Regions from separate parts of the Homo sapiens genome. Here region 1 is linked to region 2. The links are chromatin contacts, found by Hi-C or POLR2A ChIA-PET in ENCODE. All regions are on one chromosome and are shown on one strand. The core of a region is the stretch at or near the end of the contact, and the rest is flanking DNA. Distances in the headings are between cores, read along the strand shown.

Region 1 (5,079 bases), core at 255-2,754, 3.6 Mb after region 2:
CCCAGATGCTGGCTGCGGAACTTCCTGGGCCTGGGACCGCAGGGCCGCTCCTCCAGTCTTCTCTAAACACAGCTAAGGGTCTGCAGGCGGACACTCAGCCTTGTTATAGGTAAGAGTTTAGACCAGAGGCCTTGACGGGTTCTTCAAGAGATGGTGGGCAAGATTGCGCGACCAGAGGGTCATCCCTGCAGCTACAGAGGGCTGACCTGCTCAGAGGCCCAAGGCCCCAGCCTAGGACAAGCCAGGCCAACCCTGCAGGCTAAGAGGGCAACAGTGCCCTCAATCAACCCCAGAGGAAAAAGTGGCCAGGCAAACGGACCTGGGCCACACACAGACCCACAAAAACGCGCACAGTGCCAGGACACGCAACCCAGGAATGCACCTATGCAATCACCCAGAATGGGTCACAGCCACACAGAAAGATAGATGCACATAAACACACAGGCCTGAGTGATGTTACAGAAAGGAAAAGCCAGACTAAGGCTGCACGCACAGACGTGAAACACAGCCACACAGAGCCCACAGCACGCTCGGTCACCGTCACACAGTGACACGGGCACGCCTACAGACAGAACTCCAGAGGCGGCAGGCGGGGAAACAATCTCACACGTTTGTAGGGGCACTCCCAGATGCCTGTCTCACGCTGGCACAGTCCCCGGACGGCAGGTCAGCAACAGTCACATCTCACATCGCACAGCCAGGCATACAGGCAAAGGGCCTAGAACTACCCCGGCCACAGGTCTCAGAACCAGCGGCTCACGCAGTCACCCAATCAAGGGTCCCAGTTGCACATCCAGTCACCCCTGGACCCTGGTCACACTGCAGAGTCACTCACAAATGGGAGTCCCGACAGACGCACAGTCCTCCCCAGACAGAGGTCAACCCAAGATGGGGGTCACACCTGAAATCACAGTCCCCACACAATCACGAGGTCACATCTGCACACACAGTCTCTGCACAGTCACCCTTAGGGGTCACAACGCACACAGTCTCCGCCTAACAGGGGTCACCCCAAGATGGGGGTAACCCCCTGATGTGGGTCACAGCGCACACACAGTATCCTGCAGACACTCCCAGAGGGGTCGCACTGCATACACAGTCCCTGCAAAGTCGCCCCCCGATAGGGGTCACACCGCACACAAAGTCCCCGCACAGCTCCCCAAGACAGGGTCACATCGCACACAGTCCTCGCACGGTCACCCCGGTCCGGCTGCCCGGCTCTGTTCCTACGGCGGGGCCCCGAGGAGCCCGCGCAGCCGCCCCCCTGCCCCGCACGCGCGGCCCCAGCTCCGGCGGCCTCGGCGCGGCGTCCGGCGGCCCAGGCCGGGCGCGGCGAGCCCGGGGCTCACCTCGCTGTTGCTGGCCGAGGAGGAGGCGGCGCTGGGCGTGGGCGAGCGCTGCAGGGTCACCAGGGCCATGGCTGCGGCGCGGTGCGAGGGCGCCACAGACGTCTCGAGCTAGAGCCGCCACCGCCACCGCCGCCCGGGCCGGGCCCGGGGCCTCCTGGAGCCGCGCGCGGGCGGCCGGGCCGAGCCGGGCCGGGCCCGCCCCTCCCCCTCGGCGTCGCCACCGCCCCCGCCCCCAGCTCCCGCCTCCCGCGCCGGCGCGCGCAGGCCTCAGTGCGCGGAGTGGGCGGGGAAGCGGGCAGGGCGGGACGAGGAGGCGCGCGTGCGCGGGGGCCCTGAGGGCTGCCCGAGGCCTCGGCTGGTCGATCACGTCCCTCGCGCGCCCGACACACGCGCCCCCGCCCGCGCGCCCCGCTATCAGGCCTGGGACTCGGGGGCGCGCGCGCCGCCCGGAGCCCGTACGCCCCAGGGGCCCTGCCCGCTGCTCTGCCTGGGGAAACTGAGGCCCGGCGACCGTGCAGACAGGACTGTACAGCGACCAGGAAATAAAAGACGTCCTGGGGCCGGGCGCGGTGGCTCACGCCTGTAATCCCAGCACTTTGGGAGGCTGAGGCGGGCGGATTACGAGGTCAAGAGATCGAGACCATCCTGGCCAACATGGTGAAACCCCGTCTCTACTAAAAAGACAAAAATTAGCTGGGCGCAGTGGTGCGCGCCTGTAGTCCCAGCTACTCGGGAGGCTGAGGCAAGAGAATCGCTTGAATCTGGGAGGCGGAGGTTGCAATGAGCTGAGATCGCGCCACTGCACTCCAGCCTGGGCGACAGAGCGAGACTCGGTCTCAAAAAAACAAAAAACAAAAAACAAAAACAGTAAGCAAAATAGATTCGCCTGATTTTGCAGAGGTTAATCAAGTTATTAGGCACGTTTTTAAAAAAGTATTTTGCTAATCTTTTTCAATGAATTCTTTCTGGGTGTTCTGAAACCCAGCCAACTCCTTGGAGGTCAGGGAAGGCTTCCCAGAAGAGCTTTATTCTGAGGCTTGGGCTTGAGCATAAGCAGGATTAACAGGTGAAAGAACAGAGAGACAGCTCTCCAAGCAGGGGGGATCAGCGTGCCCTGAAGCAGGAAGAAGTTTGTCAACCGGAGGCCAGCACTCAGGGAAGGGAAGAGGGGAGGAATGGCTGGAGTCTCCATCCTCTCTGGAAAGATCGCTCCGGCTGCTGCGTGGATGAGGGACCACGGGGCAGAGGGCTGAGGGAGACCAGGGAGGAGGCTGCTGCTGTTGTCCCGGGGAGAGGTGACCAGTTATGGGGATGGAGAGGGGAACATGGAATAAGATACCAAGAAGGCAATTCTGGCTTGACTTAGTAGTAGGAAACTTTTCTTTTAGCCAAAATCTCATCTCCCGGCTCCCACCCCCAACCTCTGCATGTTGCACAAGCACTCGCAAACGCAGTGGTCCCAGCCTGCCCCGCAGCTTAGCAAATTTGTCTTACTGCCCAACAGGAAACCCACGCAGCCTCCTGGATTCTTCCCCGTCCCTCCCTCTGTCCTGGGGCTGTGACCTCCTCCATGTTATTCACAGGGTCTCAGCACGATTCATCTCAAAGGTGATTCTAGTGGGGGGCACTGTAGCTTCTACGGAGCGTTTCTAAGAGGGGATTTGTGGGAATGTTTGTGGTTGTCTTGCTGATGGAGGGGGAGAGCTCCTGGCATTTAGAGTGCAAGAGCCTTGGATGCTAAATGTCTTCCAATGCACTGGACAGTCTCCCCAACAAGAATTGCTCCATTCCCACAAAATGTTTCCTGGGTGAAAAACCCATTTATAGTAATTTGAAGCCAGAACCTAACTCCATTTCATGCATCAACACTAGTCTTCCTTCCTTCCTTCCTTCCTTCCTTCCTTCCTTCCTGCCTTCCTTCCTTCCTTCCTCTCTTTCTCTCACTTTTTTTCTGAAACAGGGTCTCACTCCCGTCACCCAGGCTGAAGTGCAATGTCACAATCATAGCTCACTGCAGCCTCCATCTCCCAGGCTCAAATCATCCTCCTGCTTCAGTCTCCTGAGTACAACGGGTACACACCACCACACCCAGCTCCTTTAAAAAAAAAGTTTAACTATGTTGCCCAGGCAATCCTCCTGCTTCCGCCTTCCAAAGTGCTGGGATTACAGACAGAAGCCACCATGGCTAGCCTGGTATTTTTTACTGAATTTTCAGAAAGGTGACTATGTTGAAACCCTGTCTCTCCTAAAAATACAAAAAATTAGCCAGGCATGGTGGCGGGCACCTATAATCTCAGCTACTCAGGAGGCTGAGGCAGGAGAATCACTTGAACCCGGGAGGCAGAGGTTGCAGCAATCTGAGATCGTGCCACTGCACTCCAGCCTGTGTGACACAGCAAGACAGAGAGAAAGAGAGAAGGGAAGGGAGGGGAGGGGAGGGGAGAGGAGGGGAGAGGAGGGGAGAGGAGGGGAGGGGAGAGGAGGGGAGGGGAGAGGAGGGGAGGGGAGGGGAGGGGAGAGGAGGGGAGAGGAGGGGAGGGGAGAGGAGGGGAGGGGAGAGGAGGGGAGGGGAGGGGAGGGGAGGGGAGAGGAGGGGAGGGGAGGGAAAGGAAGGGAAAATACACTTTGTTTTGCTTGAGAGTTTTGTCAAGAGTTGTTCATCCATCCTTAGGGAAAAGGAGGTAATGGATGGCAACGCCTCTGCTAATATTAGAGCATCCCACACAAGGTGCCCACAACTGTAGCTGCACTCTAGGTAGACAGACAGTCATAGGTACTTAAATGTCAAATATAAGGGAAAATTGTGGACAAAATTCAGTTGAGTAGAGAATATTTTATTTCTCAAATCCAAGCACATTGATTATTGGCAGGCCCATGCTTCTGAGATGCCCCTGTGTCCTCTAAGGGAGTAGTGGCTGAGCATTTCCACATTGTAATGCATGTTGTTTCATTATGATTTATTTTTCTTTTATGTCTCTCTTACATTAGTTTTCAAATTTGAGAGTTTGAGAATCCCCTGGAGAAAATACAGATTGCTAGACCCCACCTCCCAGAGTTTCGAATTCACAAGGTTTGCTGTAGGGCTGGAAAATTTGCACGTCTAACAAATTCACAGGCAATGCTGATGCTTCTGTCTGGGGACGACAGTCTGAGAACTACTGCCTATACAAATGCAATGGCCTCTTCACCAAGAAATTCCTACCTAGATCTGATCCTGGTACCCGTCCGTGGCCCCCAATCCTAATCCCCCTGCTCTGGCCGGCCTGCTTTTCCACTCACCCCAACTTTTTTGGAGGCAGTCTCCACCCCTTCTCACTTCCTCTTAGAGCTGAGAGCCCTTTTCTTCCCCACAACTAACTCTTGCTAGAAATCACCTCCAAAAAGCTTTCCCTGCCCCTTAAGCAGTGTCATTTCCAGGATCTCGTAGCCCTCACCCTACCCTTAAACACACAGCAAGTGTCAGTCTGCCTTATCATAATGGGTCCATCTCTCTGTCTTGTCCCATTACCGTAGAGCCAGGAACGGTCCCTAAGAAAAGCCTCAGGAATCAGGCTGGGACCAGCGTGAGGGTGCAAAATGTAAGAGGGTGCCCCCAAAAACTCAATGATTAAGATAAATAGTATTTTAATGCAATATTTTAGAAAATCAAAATTAATGCCAAATCCATGATGAATAAAATATTTTTAAAATTTGCTTTTTTTTTTTTTTTTTAATTGAGACAGAGTCTTGC
Region 2 (4,927 bases), core at 351-2,850:
GGCTTAGGCATCACCATGTAGGTTAGAAAAGCAGGATATTTCTGTGCACCTCAGTTTCCATAAGTGCAAGGCAAACAGAGATCCTTGTTCAAAGTGATCATTTAAAATCTCACATTGCTATCTTCAGATTCCACACAACAGATATGAACATGGACAAAATGCCTTCTACCAAGGGCTTTAGTCTGATTAAAATGCCAGGAGTCTACAGCCATATAAAAAAGGGAGGCCTTGAAAAAGTCGTCCAGAGGATGCAAACTTACCAAAAAACAAAACAAACAAACAAAAAACACACACACAGCTTGCTTCCAGTTCCTTACTTATCTACACTAGGAGGATCACAAAAAATGAACAAAAGACACCTATGCATACAGCCCTTCGGACTTATTCTGAACTGTCGATGTAGGTAAATCCATACAAGGATCATCCTGGGAAGTATTATTCACTTAGAAGAAAAAGGGAAGGAACCCCAAAAGAGAGGGGAAAGTGTGAAACGAAAATAGGTTAATCTTATTCTAAGTTTTCAAGAGTTGAGACACTAGGAAATAAAGGCACTTATTTAAATAAACCCGGGATGCTGAACCAGGAGTGTAGGTACGAAGCTGGAGAAATGTTAAACAAAGGAGAACAAAAGACCCCTGGGGAAAGATGTGCTGAATTATGAACTAATGTCATCCTGCACTCATTTGCTATATTTACACACCAGTTTTCATCTGCAGAGCTCAAAGGACTTGACTCTCATCTCGAGTGTGCTAATGAAGTTCCCTTGTGCGACAAATGGGGCAGGTACTGTATTTTTCTCTTCACTAATGGGAAAACGGTGCCAAAAGGAGGCCTGGTACCGCCGGAAAAGAGATCCAGGCCCTCTGCCTCTCATTCTGGCTGGCACAAGTCTCATCACATCATTAGGAGTAGCAGTAATAAGACTGACTCATTATCTGTACCGGACATTGTCTGCTGACAACTTTACAGGTATTTCTCATTGACTTCTCCTAACAACCCTATGAAGCAGGCACAATTATTATTCCTATTTTACAGACGACAAAACTAAGGCACAATAAGGTGGTTTTCCTGAGGCACTCAGCTACTACATGGAATCAAAGTTTAGATCTCGCAGACTCAGTTGCAGCTGAGCTTGCAGGGGGGTCACGACATCAAGACTCCGGCCGCGGGGCTCTCTCCCCTGTTCCACAGCTCTGCCCCGGCTCAGGACTCAGGGCCCGGCCCGCCCCCTCCTCAGCCCGAGAGAACCCGGTGGGAGGCGCCGCGAGGGGGCCGGGCGCACTCCCGCGGCTGCCCGGCCGGGGGCGCGGCCTCCACTCCGGGGCTGGAGGGGCCTCCTCGGCCTCACCCCTGCGGGCGAGGGGCACCGGAGCGGCGGGAGGTACCTGGGGGCTGTCCTGCAACGCCTCCTCTAGCAGGAGCTTGTCCACGGCGGGCATGGTGCGGCGCGGCTCAGCCGAGGGCTGGGTTGGAAGGACAGAGGGCAGGAGACGCGGCGGCCGAGAGCACTCCCCGGCTCTGGGCTCAGGCGACGCGGCGGCCACTCCGTGCCCGCGGCGGCCCCGCGCGCGTCCACGCCTGGCCAGTGGCCGCCGCCGCCTGCCCGCCGGCCCAGCCCCCGGCCGAGCCGGATCAACAGGAAGTGTGGCGCGCCCGGCAGGGAAACCGGAAGTGTGGTGAGCTCCGGTCCCGACACCGGAAATGTGGCGCCCGCGCTTCCGCCTGCGCTCGCCGGCTCGCGGGGAGCGGGGGGCTCTGGGTGCCAGTCCCGTTGCTGAGGGAACCCTTCGGGTGTTTGTTCTCTGTGCTGAAGGTCCGTCAAGTCAATGCATATGAAGTCCAAAAGAGGAACTCGAGGGTAGAAAGATAAGGTTTTATCTGCTTATGGCTACCCAGAAAGCCTTTTGAGTTGAAGGAGCGAACAGATTTTTTCTTTTAATGGAAGGAAAAACCCACACTTCCCACACCACTTTTTCTAGATAAATTTCGACGCCCCTGAAACAGCTCTGAGAGCAAAGAGGTCGCCTATGCTATGGGAACAAAGAAAAGAGGAGAAAAGCTGGATAACTGACTCGTCTGTGATAATCAGAAATAACCACTTTGGAAACCACAGCTATTTGATGTGGTCATAATTAGGTCTCGTCCTCCTGGTTTATGTTTTGTGATTTTGGAGAATTTCATAATCAAATGTTTAGAATTGGAAGGGCTAGATAATCTAGGTTCCAGTGTTGTCATTTAGAGATGAGAAAATGGGACCCAGAGAAATAAGTGGTCTGCCCAGGGTCAGTTAGTAAACGCCAGAGGAAGAAAAGAAGGAAGGGAGAGGGATGGAAGAAGACTGGCAAGTGGAACGTGACACCTTTTTACACGGAAGGCAAGGGTTTCTGAAGTTCCTTCTTTAGAAGTTAATAAGACTGGCCGGGCGTGGTGGTTCACGCCTGTAATCCCAGCACTTTGGGAGGCCGAGATGGGTGGATCACGAGGTCAGGAGTTCAAGACCAGTCTGGCCAAGATGCTGAAACCCCGTCTCTACTAAAAATACAAAAATTAGCCGGGCGTGGTGGCATGCGCCTGTAATCCCAGCTACTCGGGAGGCTGAGGCAGAAGAATCACTTGAACCCGGGAGGCAGAGGTTTCAGTGAGCCGAGAGGGCACCACTGCACTCCAGCCTGGGCAACAGAGCAAGACTCCGTCTCAAAAAAAAAAAAAAAAATCATGCAGTATGTGTGTCACCAAAATCAACAGAGGGGATATGGTAATATATAAATTCTGCATTCTGCAGAGACCTCTTAGGTATATCAAGACCCAATCTGCATTGCTGACACCTCTGACAGTCTAGTATAGTAGCATGCTGCCTGATCACTTGAAAACTCCAAGGCCATTATTCCCTTGGTCTGGCCAGCGCCAACCTGACCTGAACCATTTTATGGCCTCCATCTACCATATTTTCCTCCACAGTATTCTTTCTTCCCTATTCTTTCTTGCCTCCACCATACTCTTGTCTTCCCTATAGGTGGAATCATGCTCACACCATATTTCTTCCCTTTCCTCTATTTTATACCGCCTGCCATTCAGTTCATTTTACCTCATCCAGTGTCCCAGACTCTCTTCTCACTGAAATCTAATTCCTCACGGCCAGACTCATGCTCTTCCTTCATCCTGATTGCGAGAACAGTACAAGGATAGTATTATACCCAGGGAAATAAATGTGCACATTTTAATTTGAAAATATGCATTACAAGAAGTTAGTGCCCTCAGAACCCTTGAAAGGGCTCAGACAGCCCCTTGGGAATCACAGCATTTTTCATGTACCACCTCATCTTCTAATTAAAGTTACTTTTCTTCAAATACTAGTATTCAACATTCAAAAATTGTTTAAGCTATCCCATTACTTTTCTGCATTTTCTTGCTACATTATGGGCTAAACAGCCTTAGTGGGATTTCTTGGAACTTAAGAACTGTTTACAACATTGTTTCTATGGGAAAATCTATCCCAAATTCAAAACAACTAAGTTACAAAAGTAGATCTGGAAATACAACACATGCATAAATGGTTTTAATTTATCTCATTTGTTAATTCATCCAATCATTCATTCATGTATTAAATATAGACTGCTCAGTGTTAAGCACTGTCTCCCACTTGTTTGATTCTCATTTAAATTCTGAAGGCAAATATCCTCTCCTTTGATAATCTGTGAGAAACTACATAAGAGGAATTTTTATGTCAACATGAACATTTAAAAATGTTTCATTAAAGAGTATATATCTGTTCCTATTAAACTATTATGCAGGTGGATTTTAGAAATCCACCCCACTGTCTCTGAAATCCCTGGTCAGCTGTGAAGTTGGTGACAGGAAGTATAAAGATGGACAGTCTGGAGTTGTCGTGATGTCTGAAGAGAGAGAGGATGAATTATATGGAGGTGTAACCTGTGACCCATTGAAGGCCAGTGGGGAAAAGGACACAGTGAGACACAAAAAAAGGACCCAGGATGGCCAGGTCAGAGAAGGCCTGGGGCTTCAGGAGTAAGAGAGAAAGGCAGGAGTGAAGAAGGCAGCTGTTTTGGGAGATGCTTAGCAAACTGCATGATAGGGCACACGCATTGAGATTCTTTCCTCTGCCAGTCAAGCCCTTTCTCCTGCCTCTTGTCTGACAAACCCAACCACAATCATCAAATCCCAGTTTAATGTGACTTTTTTGATGAAGTCTTCATTTACTCCTGTCCCCCCAAGCAGAATACATTTTCCTTTCCTTGAGTGTGCTTCAGTAGCACTTGCCGAGATAATTCTAGAATAACACTTACCTCTCTTTGTTTCCACCTCCAACCTTCCAGCTAGAATGGGTAGGAACTTGGTCTTATTTATTTCTGTAATTAGAGTGCCTAGTACATTACCTAGCACAAAAGCAGTTGCTTGATAAATACTTACTAAACTATAATGTGTTATTATAACTTATACATGATTGATACTCCAGAGTTTAAAAAATGTTTTCATGAATCTCATTTCATTTGATAGCACAATGCTGCTTTTGCCGTTAATCATTCACTAGGTAGCACCGACTGTGTGTTAGACTCTTCTCTAGAAGCTGAGGATATAGGCTGAAGCAAAAAGTAGTCCTTGCCCTAATGGAGTTTATATTCTAATGGAGGAAATAATAAGAAACAAATACAAGTTGATAAGTGTATGATAACCTTTAGTAAAGGAATAGAGGATCATGGGAAGTGGAAAGGATTCTTTGAGGTGTGCAACTGTTGAGCTGAGAATTGAATCAGGGAAGCCCAGCCCGAAGGAAAGAACAAGTGTGAGGGCCCTGAGGCTTGCTCCTCTTTGAGGAGGAGCAGAAAGGCCAATGTGGCTAAGGACAGCGAGGCGGGAAAGAGTGGGAGGAGATGAGGTTGAAGAGATGCCAATCACTGGCTCACAGAGG

What was found. A loop is a pair of places that touch in the nucleus more often than their neighbours do. ChIA-PET counts read pairs that join two places held with the same protein, here RNA polymerase II (POLR2A). Pooled maps may share reads with other maps.
Region 1: a loop to region 2 is called in a pooled map, with 4 times the contacts of the local background. The contact joins the promoter of SSH1 here to the promoter of APPL2 in region 2. A Hi-C loop is called at or near these places in 2 of 50 pooled maps. POLR2A ChIA-PET finds 5 or more read pairs at or near these places in 2 of 52 experiments (BJ and naive thymus-derived CD4-positive, alpha-beta T cell).

What each region holds. Positions count from the first base shown.
Region 1 is chr12:108,856,079-108,861,157 of GRCh38, forward strand. SSH1 (slingshot protein phosphatase 1) reads right to left here and starts at 1,505. Exons shown (of 15, transcript NM_018984.4): 1 at 1,350-1,505. The coding sequence starts at 1,418. RefSeq lists enhancers at 201-702, 755-804 and a silencer at 1,235-1,974.
Region 2 is chr12:105,234,574-105,239,500 of GRCh38, forward strand. It overlaps APPL2 (adaptor protein, phosphotyrosine interacting with PH domain and leucine zipper 2), which reads right to left and starts at 1,601. Exons shown (of 21, transcript NM_018171.5): 1 at 1,386-1,601. The coding sequence starts at 1,439. RefSeq lists silencers at 1,180-1,429, 1,480-1,619 and an enhancer at 1,484-1,984.